Linked DNA regions of Homo sapiens: region 1 is linked to region 2. Evidence: chromatin contacts called from ENCODE Hi-C or POLR2A ChIA-PET data. All regions are on one chromosome and are shown on one strand. The core of a region is the stretch at or near the end of the contact, and the rest is flanking DNA. Distances in the headings are between cores, read along the strand shown. Region 1 overlaps DIRC3 (disrupted in renal carcinoma 3). Region 2 overlaps DIRC3 (disrupted in renal carcinoma 3).

The links. A loop is a pair of places that touch in the nucleus more often than their neighbours do. ChIA-PET counts read pairs that join two places held with the same protein, here RNA polymerase II (POLR2A). Pooled maps may share reads with other maps.
Region 1: a map of ascending aorta shows a loop between it and region 2 (3-fold over the local background). The contact joins two enhancer-like sites. A Hi-C loop is called at or near these places in 9 of 168 maps with a recorded cell type or tissue (Caco-2, MCF 10A, aorta and 5 more) and 8 of 50 pooled maps. POLR2A ChIA-PET finds 5 or more read pairs at or near these places in 2 of 52 experiments (BJ and activated CD4-positive, alpha-beta T cell).

Annotation. Positions count from the first base shown.
Region 1 is chr2:217,691,040-217,695,303 of GRCh38, forward strand. All of the region lies in intron 2 of DIRC3 (disrupted in renal carcinoma 3), which reads right to left. It also overlaps the pseudogene LOC100533848. Among named protein-coding and RNA genes, the nearest start is that of DIRC3, 97 kb to the right of the region's middle. Within about 2 kb of position 1,397, at least 6 of the 41 ENCODE cell types and tissues checked have a DNase peak (open chromatin) inside an H3K27ac peak, as active enhancers do; they include ascending aorta, where a contact is called at or near this core.
Region 2 is chr2:217,650,997-217,655,110 of GRCh38, forward strand. All of the region lies in intron 2 of DIRC3 (disrupted in renal carcinoma 3), which reads right to left. Among named protein-coding and RNA genes, the nearest start is that of DIRC3, 140 kb to the right of the region's middle. Within about 2 kb of position 2,340, at least 13 of the 41 ENCODE cell types and tissues checked have a DNase peak (open chromatin) inside an H3K27ac peak, as active enhancers do; they include ascending aorta, where a contact is called at or near this core.

The DNA.
Region 1 (4,264 bases), core at 147-2,646, 39 kb after region 2:
TTTGGATGTCTTTCCCTTCCAAATCTCATGTTGAAATGTGATTCCTAATGTTGGAAGTGGGGCCTGGTGAGAGGTGATTGGATCTTGGGGGCGGATCCCTTATTAATGGCTTAGCACCATCCCCTTGGTGATAAGTGAGTTCTCACTCTGGTAATTCATATGAGAGCTGGTTGTTTAAAAGGGTGTGGCACCTCCCCCATCTCTTGCTTCCTCACTCACCATGTGACATGATTGCTCCTGCTTCGCCTTCCACCTTGAGTAAAAGCTTCCCGAAGCCTCACCAGAAGCCAAGCAGATTCTGGTGCCAAGCTTCCTGTACAGCCTGCAGGACCAATAAAACCAATACAACCTTCTTTCTTTATAAATTATCCAGTCTCAGTATTGCTTTATAGCAATGCATTGGACTAACACAAGCATATTGGGGGAGGTAGAGAGAGAACGCCTACTTTAGACATACAGTGGTCAGGGAAGGCTTCTCTGAGAAGCTGACATTGAACAGGAAGCTGAAGAATGAAAACCAGCCAGTCACGCAAAGGCCAGGGAAGTGAAGGCTCTAGGCAGGAAAAAGCCTACCATATTCTAGGGATGTCAGAAGGTTAATGTGGTTGAGCAAAGAGGAGAAATAACATAGTCTTCATTCTATCAAGCCCACATTGCCAGAAGCTTATACCACAGTGTCTTTATCGGCTGTGGTCTGAAGTCACTCTAGTGCAGTGGTTTGTTCCATCCAGTGGGAAGGGCACATGGTAACAGAGAAGCCCCCACACGGCATTGCCTTTTCTACAAAACATTTCAAAGCCCTAAGGCCCTGCCTTCCAAATCCAAATTCCAACATAGTGAGGTGAGCCTATTCTTATTAAAAATGTTCCATGTGCTAAAACTCATTAACAACCGGAAGAAGAATGAGAATGAGATTATTATCAGTCCCTTCTTGCCTGGATGGAAAAAGGGTACGATGAGAAAACAGGACTTCTACTGTCTTTCCAACCATCAAACCAAGATGTATCTCTTTGAGAACATGGGCTCTGCAGGTGTCCCTGGGATGAGTCATGCCCTTTCCAAAGATTAAGCACTGAGGCCACCCTTGACGTCATGGCAACCGAGCCACAACCACTTTATTCCTAGGCCAAGTTTGCACCTCTGCACACTAGACCTGCAATGTGCCTTGCAGTCTGCTCCTGGTTGGACTCCACCTTTTCCCTGCCCCAGAACAACACCCAGGATACATTGATTGGGAGTAACTATGGATAACAGCAGGAACGCTTGAGCCAAGGACTGTTTACATGTCCTTTGAACAACCAGTTCTCCTGCTCCACCATCAGAGCCAAAACTCCCTCCCTCCATTCCCCTCTTTCTCCAGCCCTCAGAGGCGGTCCACATTCCTAGTTTAGGCAATGCATTCTTGCTGCCCTGACACATACCACGAGAGTGGGCCAGGCAGGCTCTTGAGAGAGCCAAGCTACCCACCCAACACTTGGCTTTGGCTGAGGGCATCAAGCCAGGCCATAGCATCATAGCAGCTAAGGTCCCTTGATAAGCCACATCAGCTCAACTCTTTAAAATTGATCATGGCATTGCTGATGGAGCTGATAAGAGTTACATCAGACTATCCCTCCAAAGCCCAGATTGAATGACTACTAATTTTGATAGGCCTGGCAGTTAACACTCCCCTCACTGTGGAGGCCACTGCTAGATCCAAATCTGGAATGGGTTTCAGGGAGGGGAGGGTTGTTGATTACAGGATGAGCCATAACATAATCAGAACTTCTGGGCATGAAAAGATCTCCAAGGCAGCGTTTGGGTTCAGTTTCATCACTACTAAGTCACCACCGATCCTAGATGATTTTTGAACCAATATCTAATGTCAATGCCTTCTATGAATAGGATTCATTTATTTATTCATCTATTTCTTTAAAAGGCATATTTAGCACCTTTGTATGTCATATACTGTGCTAGATATGCAGGATAATGAGATGAATATGACATGTTTCTTGCCTTCAAAGAGCTCTGTAAAGGGTGATGCATAGGATTATTTCTTGAGAAGACAGGGCTGAAAGACCACTATATGAACCTTCTAAAGTCACTAACTACCAAAAATGTCATGACTAGCTAAGATAAGCATCCATCTGCAGGGACTGTGATGAGGATGCTGGTGGGCATATTGCTTTTATATTCCGGTTACTTATTATAATCTTAATAACTAAATTTGTGTGCTCATGATATACCAGAAATACTTCTAAATGCTCCACATGCATTATCTAATACTAACAAACCTGCATGGTATATGTTGTCATTCTCTTATTTTCACCCTGACTTTACAAATGCAGAAACTGAGGCTTAGATTGACTTATGCACCTTTTTCCTCAGAAAGACTTCCAGGAGCCCCAGCTGAAAATTGAGGAGCTAGTTTGAGCCTCTTGCTTTATGAAGTTTGTTCATTCATCTCTTTATCTCTTCCATCAGTGGCTACATTTCTCTGCCAAATGGTGGACACAAACCCGCAGACCCTAAATTGTGAGGTCATTTATTCATTCAACAAATATCTATTTTTGAATTCCCATGTGATAAGAATATGATGATGAAACAAACATAGGTTCTGCCCTCAGAATACTTTCAACCTGGTAGGGTAGATAAGAAATGCATGGAAATAAGATAGAAAACAGATCACAGGTGCTGAACTTAATGGGCTGCAGGATGCCAGCCTGATTTCCAGGCTGACATTGGCCCTTTGGTGTCCCTGTCTGGAGCTCCTAAAGCTAGATCCCTGGGCTCCAGGCCCTTAGTATGACCCACACCTTAGAGTTGCACCTTCATGCAACCCAACCTCATCCTCCAGGGCCCATGTCATCCACTTCATGGACAAGACAACACCAAAAATTTATTTGGTGTAGCTCAGTGGAACTAAAAATGTAGAGAAAAAAGAGCCAAAGGGAGAGGCAAGGAAAAGTACAGGCGCCGGAAGAACAATTGCTTGGAACTCAAAAACAATCACCAGAAAGAGAAACACAGGAAAGAACTTGACCTGGATGACCACAAATTCAGCAATAAGGAATTGAAAGATAAATATGGTGCAAACATACAGGTCTCTCCAGCATGAGAGCTTCAGAGCTCCTGGCTTGGGATCACCCTAATTTAGGCCTCTCAAAGAAACATCAAAGATTGTCAAGTTTCGGTGCCAGCATTCTTCATCCCTCTGTGGCATTCCTGTGCTGGGTTGCATTTAGCATTCAGTACTCCTGTGATAAGTCTGTGTCCCTAGACAATGTGTATGTGAGTTCTGTGCTTACTCTGGTTGCGGGGATCTTTGCTTATTACCAAGAGGTGAAAAACACCAATATCATGGCCACCTTCAGTAAAATTATTCTTCAGCAAGCTCTTGTTGTCTGAGATACAGAGAAGAATGCAACTTCTGCATAACAGTTGGTAACCAGGATACAGTGAAGATTAAAGGATAACACTAAATTCCTACAGATATCAGGTTGCTGGCTTTTCAGAGAGGTAGGGTAGATAACTCATCTATCAATGGGATGTCCAAGCCACAGTCCTGCTCATGTGACTTGTCTCATGACAATCCCCTGGAAATAAAAAATACTGTCTTCTCTTCCACAACCTGTTTAGAAGGCACAGCAACTGGCACAGTTGCCAACACAGGCAATGGCACCATCATTGGACAGATGGCCTCACTGACTTCAGAAGCTGGAAATGAGAAGATACTCATTGCCAGTGAGATCAAGCACCTTGCTTGCATTGTGGCAGGAATTCATAGGCATCCTTTTCTTCATCATCAGTGTCCATGAAGTATCATGCATTGAACCCTTCCATCTTCCTCACTGGCGTCACGTGGCCAATGTACCTAAGGGCCTCCTTGTCACTGTCACTTTCACTCTGTTACTGACAGAAAATGGATGGCCAAGTAGAACTGCCTGGTAAGAACCTGGAAGTGCTGGAGACCCCCAGTTCCACCCCATCATTTGCACTGACAAGACTGGCACTCTGACTCACAACAGGATCCATCCATGGTGTAACAGATTAATGTGGCTGACACACGTGAAGAACAGTCAACCCAAGTCTTTGCCCGAGGCTCTGGAATCTGGGACTCCTTATTCATGATAATATTGTGTAACCATGTTGAGTTCAAACCAGGACAGGAAAGTGTTCTCAACATGGAGAAAGTTGTGGTTGAAGATGCCCCAGAAACTGCCCTTGGAAATTCTCAGCAGTCATTTTGGGTGATGTCATGGAAATTAGAAAATGAAACTGCAAA
Region 2 (4,114 bases), core at 1,090-3,589:
TTCTGTCTGCTTCTTGTTCCACTTCCTTGCTTCTCGTTTCTGGAGGTGTTACCGGGCCACGTTCACCCTGGCAGCTGCATTTCATTCCAGTAGCAGCCACTTTTTTCCATCACCCAAAGTACCATCCTCATTATCTTCCTCTGGGAGACCAGCATCAGCTGGTAATAATTCCAACGTCTTTCTTTCTTTCCCTGGCCCTAAGGATGGTACCCCTTCCTTGCAGTTGCTACTCTGTGATGTCTTTTTTTTTTTTCTTTTTGAGATGGAGTCTCGCTCTTGTCACCCAGGCTGAAGTGCAGCGGCACTATCTTGGGTCACTGCAACCTCCGCCTCCCGGGTTCAAGCAATTCTCCCACCTCAGCCTCCTGGGTAGATGGGATTACAGGCGCACACCACCATGCCCAGCTAGTTTTTTGCATTTTTGTAGAGGCAGGGTTTCACCATTTTGGCCAGACTGGTCTCAAACTCCTGACCTCAAGTGATCCGCCTGCCTCGGCCTACCAAAGTGCTGGGATTACAGGCTTAAGCCACCACACCCGGCCAACTCTGTGATGTCTTAGGGTTCCCTTTGAACATTCAATCCCTAGTTAACAATTCTTTAGGTTAAATTACCTCTGTTAAAAACCACACCAGATATTTTGTCTCATAGCTGGGTGCTGATTTATACACCAACACGTTTGGAGCTACCTGGGGTTTCTCCATCATCCCAATGGTAATGATACCACAGTATGAGCCATAGATTTCTGTCTTCCTCCGTCCAGCACCTGAGCCTTGCCTACCTTTTGCCACATGCAGAGGAGAAGCAAATCACAAAACGTGTCTCCCTGCCTCCTGCTGGCATTCAACAGACCTCACCTAGGGCTGCAAACTGGAGCTATGAAGACCCAGCAGAGTATGTTTTGTCCCCTATGCCCACAGTGGCATCGCTGGGACGACCACACATTGGAGTACCACCTCCACTCCAAGGAAAAGCAGGGGAGCCACAGAAACAAATTCTCCACTGCTGCCCTTTGAAACCATGCTTTGAAATGTCCACCCAATTTACCCCCTTTCTGATCTAAATTCTACACCAGAGTAGGGGACACATAGCCTAGAAGGAAGGGCTGCTGTGACACTGGAAGCTCCTTAAAGACCAGATTTTTTTCATATGTGTCTCCCGTCCCAAGGCACAAATATGAACTTGCATCTGAAGCTGAATAGCTCTTTAGATAACGCATGCTTGCATTTATTCTCTTTGCCTTTCGCATAGTAGACATTCAGTGAGCCTATCAGGACTGGAGTGGAATGGAATTAGATTGGGAGGAAGCTGCCAGTTGAAAAGTCACTTTTTCTAAAAAGCCTTCTCCTATTCCCCTGGAGAGAGGGAGATGCTTTTTATTCCCTTCTCTGTGTTTCCACAGCTCTTGGTGCTTCTATTTCATCCCCTGTCATGCCGAGTTGCAATTTATGTTTCCTTTCTGCCTTCCCAATATACCAAGAACCTGCCATATGCAAAGTCGCCATGTCTTTTTCATTGTTGTATCTCCAGGCCTGGTACCCGTAGGTGTTCAAAGGATAAGTAAATTAATGAACAAACCCTAGCCTAATGGAGCAGCTTTTCAATCAAAATGAATTATAGCTCTAAGTGCATTAACCTTTAGAGGTAAATAGATGAATAAGAAATGTGCTAAAGGGCACTGTAAAGGGCATCAATTTCACCCTTAGCACTGTAAAGGGCATCAATTTCACCCTTCCAATGTAGGAAAAAACCTTCCAAAGGATTCCAGATTTGAATCCTTGATTTAAATACCCCCTGAATTCAGAAGTTTATTGCCTTAGTAAAACAGTCCATTTCACTGTTAGACAGCTTTAATTATTCAAATGTTTTTCCCTCTAGTCAGCTTAAACCTTCCTTCTAATAATCCCTTTGTGGGCTCTGGTTGCAGCCTCCAGAGAAAACATTGCTAAAATACTTCTAATCCATAGCAGAGATTCTAGAAGATGCCATGGTCCTCCACCCCGGACTACTTCTGATCTGTTGCCTATGGCAAGTATCTTGTACATCACACATCCAGTGCATTTTGCTGCCCTTAGCTAGGATTATCAAATATCCATTCTAGTCCATTCTGAAGAATATCCACAAAAAACAAATCCAACCTATTTCTCTATTTTTGGTCCTAGGGCTGAAACATCTTAGATCTCAGTTCTAACTTAAATTCTTTCCTTTTTTATTTTTTTTAAGTCTCTCTATTCTTTCAGTGAAGAAAGAACTTTTTTGGCTCCTATCCACTCTGTAAAGAATAACTAAGTCCTCTCTTTTTCTCCTCCCCGAAAACATGCCCTTGGCAACCCAGCCTTCTCTTTTATGAGCTGACTCATAGGTTCTGAGTGAAAAAAGCCCTTCCTTAAACACCCTCTACTGCCACGTGTGGATGAGGCTGCAGTATCCCAGTGACCAATGGAGCCAGGAAGTCGTGGCTCTGTGAACTGTGCCAGCATGACCCAGGACACTTCATGAGTCCCTTGTGCCCAAAACGTCACCACTTGGGCAACTACGTGTGGAAGCACCACCTCCACTAGGGGCTGGAAGGACGTGAGAACCAGCAGGTCTCTCCTGGCAGACCTATTGTAGGCTCCAACCCTCCCATGCTGGCCAGCCCTGAAGAGCACCAGCCCCCATGCCATGAACTTAATTACTTTGCAAGAGGACAGTTTGTAGCTGGACTTCCTCTTTGTTCTCACAGAAAGCTGAGAGTGGGCACCAGAACAAAGGCGGGTTTTTGCAAAACACAGGCAGGAGAGAACCCATGCTGCAAATCTGGGTCTGGGTCCATGTGTGGAAGGGATTGGGGAAGCACAAGGATGGGGCTCAGAAGGAACTGAATCCCTACCTGAGTGCTCATGCAGTGCCCTACCTGAGATCCCATTAGACCCAGACATAGCTGAACTGATTTACGCAAGCTTAGAGAAAAAAGTGTCTTGAGGGCTTCTGTCTCCCATCTCCCTGATTTTAGAAGACGATTTTTTTAAAGGTATCTTCTTTTCTATTTTTTTAAAATGTAGTAAGTTGAAAGGGGTGTGAAATTTGCATTGCTCACCTGATCAAGAGCTTTAACCCTCATTATTAGAATGTTCTTTATGTCTAGCCTAAATCCCTAAAGCTACTTCATGAGGTAAGTCTATGGAGTCTCATAAGTGGTTACTGGGGCATCCTTTAATGTGATAGATCAGGACTGATGGTCCTCTCACTCCTTTGGCTCCCCCTCCTTACCTATCTGAGAAGAAATTCCTTTGGCGTATGAACTCTGTGAGGTCATGTTGAGAGGTCACCAGTATTAGCAAGGGAAAGGCTTACGTGTGGAATCTGTGCTCCACACTGAGAAACCTGAACTAGCACCACCTACTTCTACAGAGGTCTGGAGGGCTTCTCTGACTCACAGTGGCCAGGAAGGGTGGGGAGAGAGTCAGAGGGAGTGCCCCAAAGTAGGGACGAAAAGAGAAAAGGAGACAAGTGCGAGGAGGGACTCCTTGGTGCCTATCCAAGCCTGGCAATCTATGGGCTGAAAGATAATTCTGCAGGTAATATAATCTTTGTCACTACCACCCCACACCTTGGCTCTGTGTGTTTGCAGTTACACAAAATTCTTTACTTCCTGAAATGGCCGCAGCTGCTCTCTCTTCTTCAGGGCATGATACGCATATGTGTGGGTCCTTCCTGTATGTCAAGGTCACTTCCAAATCATCCTTGGTTTTCTTTCTCCAGGATGGCTCTCTATTCTTTACCTTTCATCCCAGAAGTTTTAAAGAAGGAGGAGGAAAGGAAACTCATGAATTGAATGTCTAGCGTGAACTAGGAAATGAGAGAAAGCCTTACATAAATGTTTTTCTTTCGTCCTCCTAGCCACTCTCAAAAGTAGGTGAAATTTTATCACCAGAGGGTTAACAACTTCTCTCGATGAGGAAAGTGAGGCTGGGAAATAAAACGAATGGCCCAGGGTCACAGAGCTGGCAAGTGGTCATTGTCAGATTAATCCCTGGATCTGTCAGACTCCAAAGACACAGGCTTCATGGTGCTCCACTAGCTTTGAGTCTCCTCTACCAACCCTGACCCGCTTCTATGTCCCCCACAGTCCTT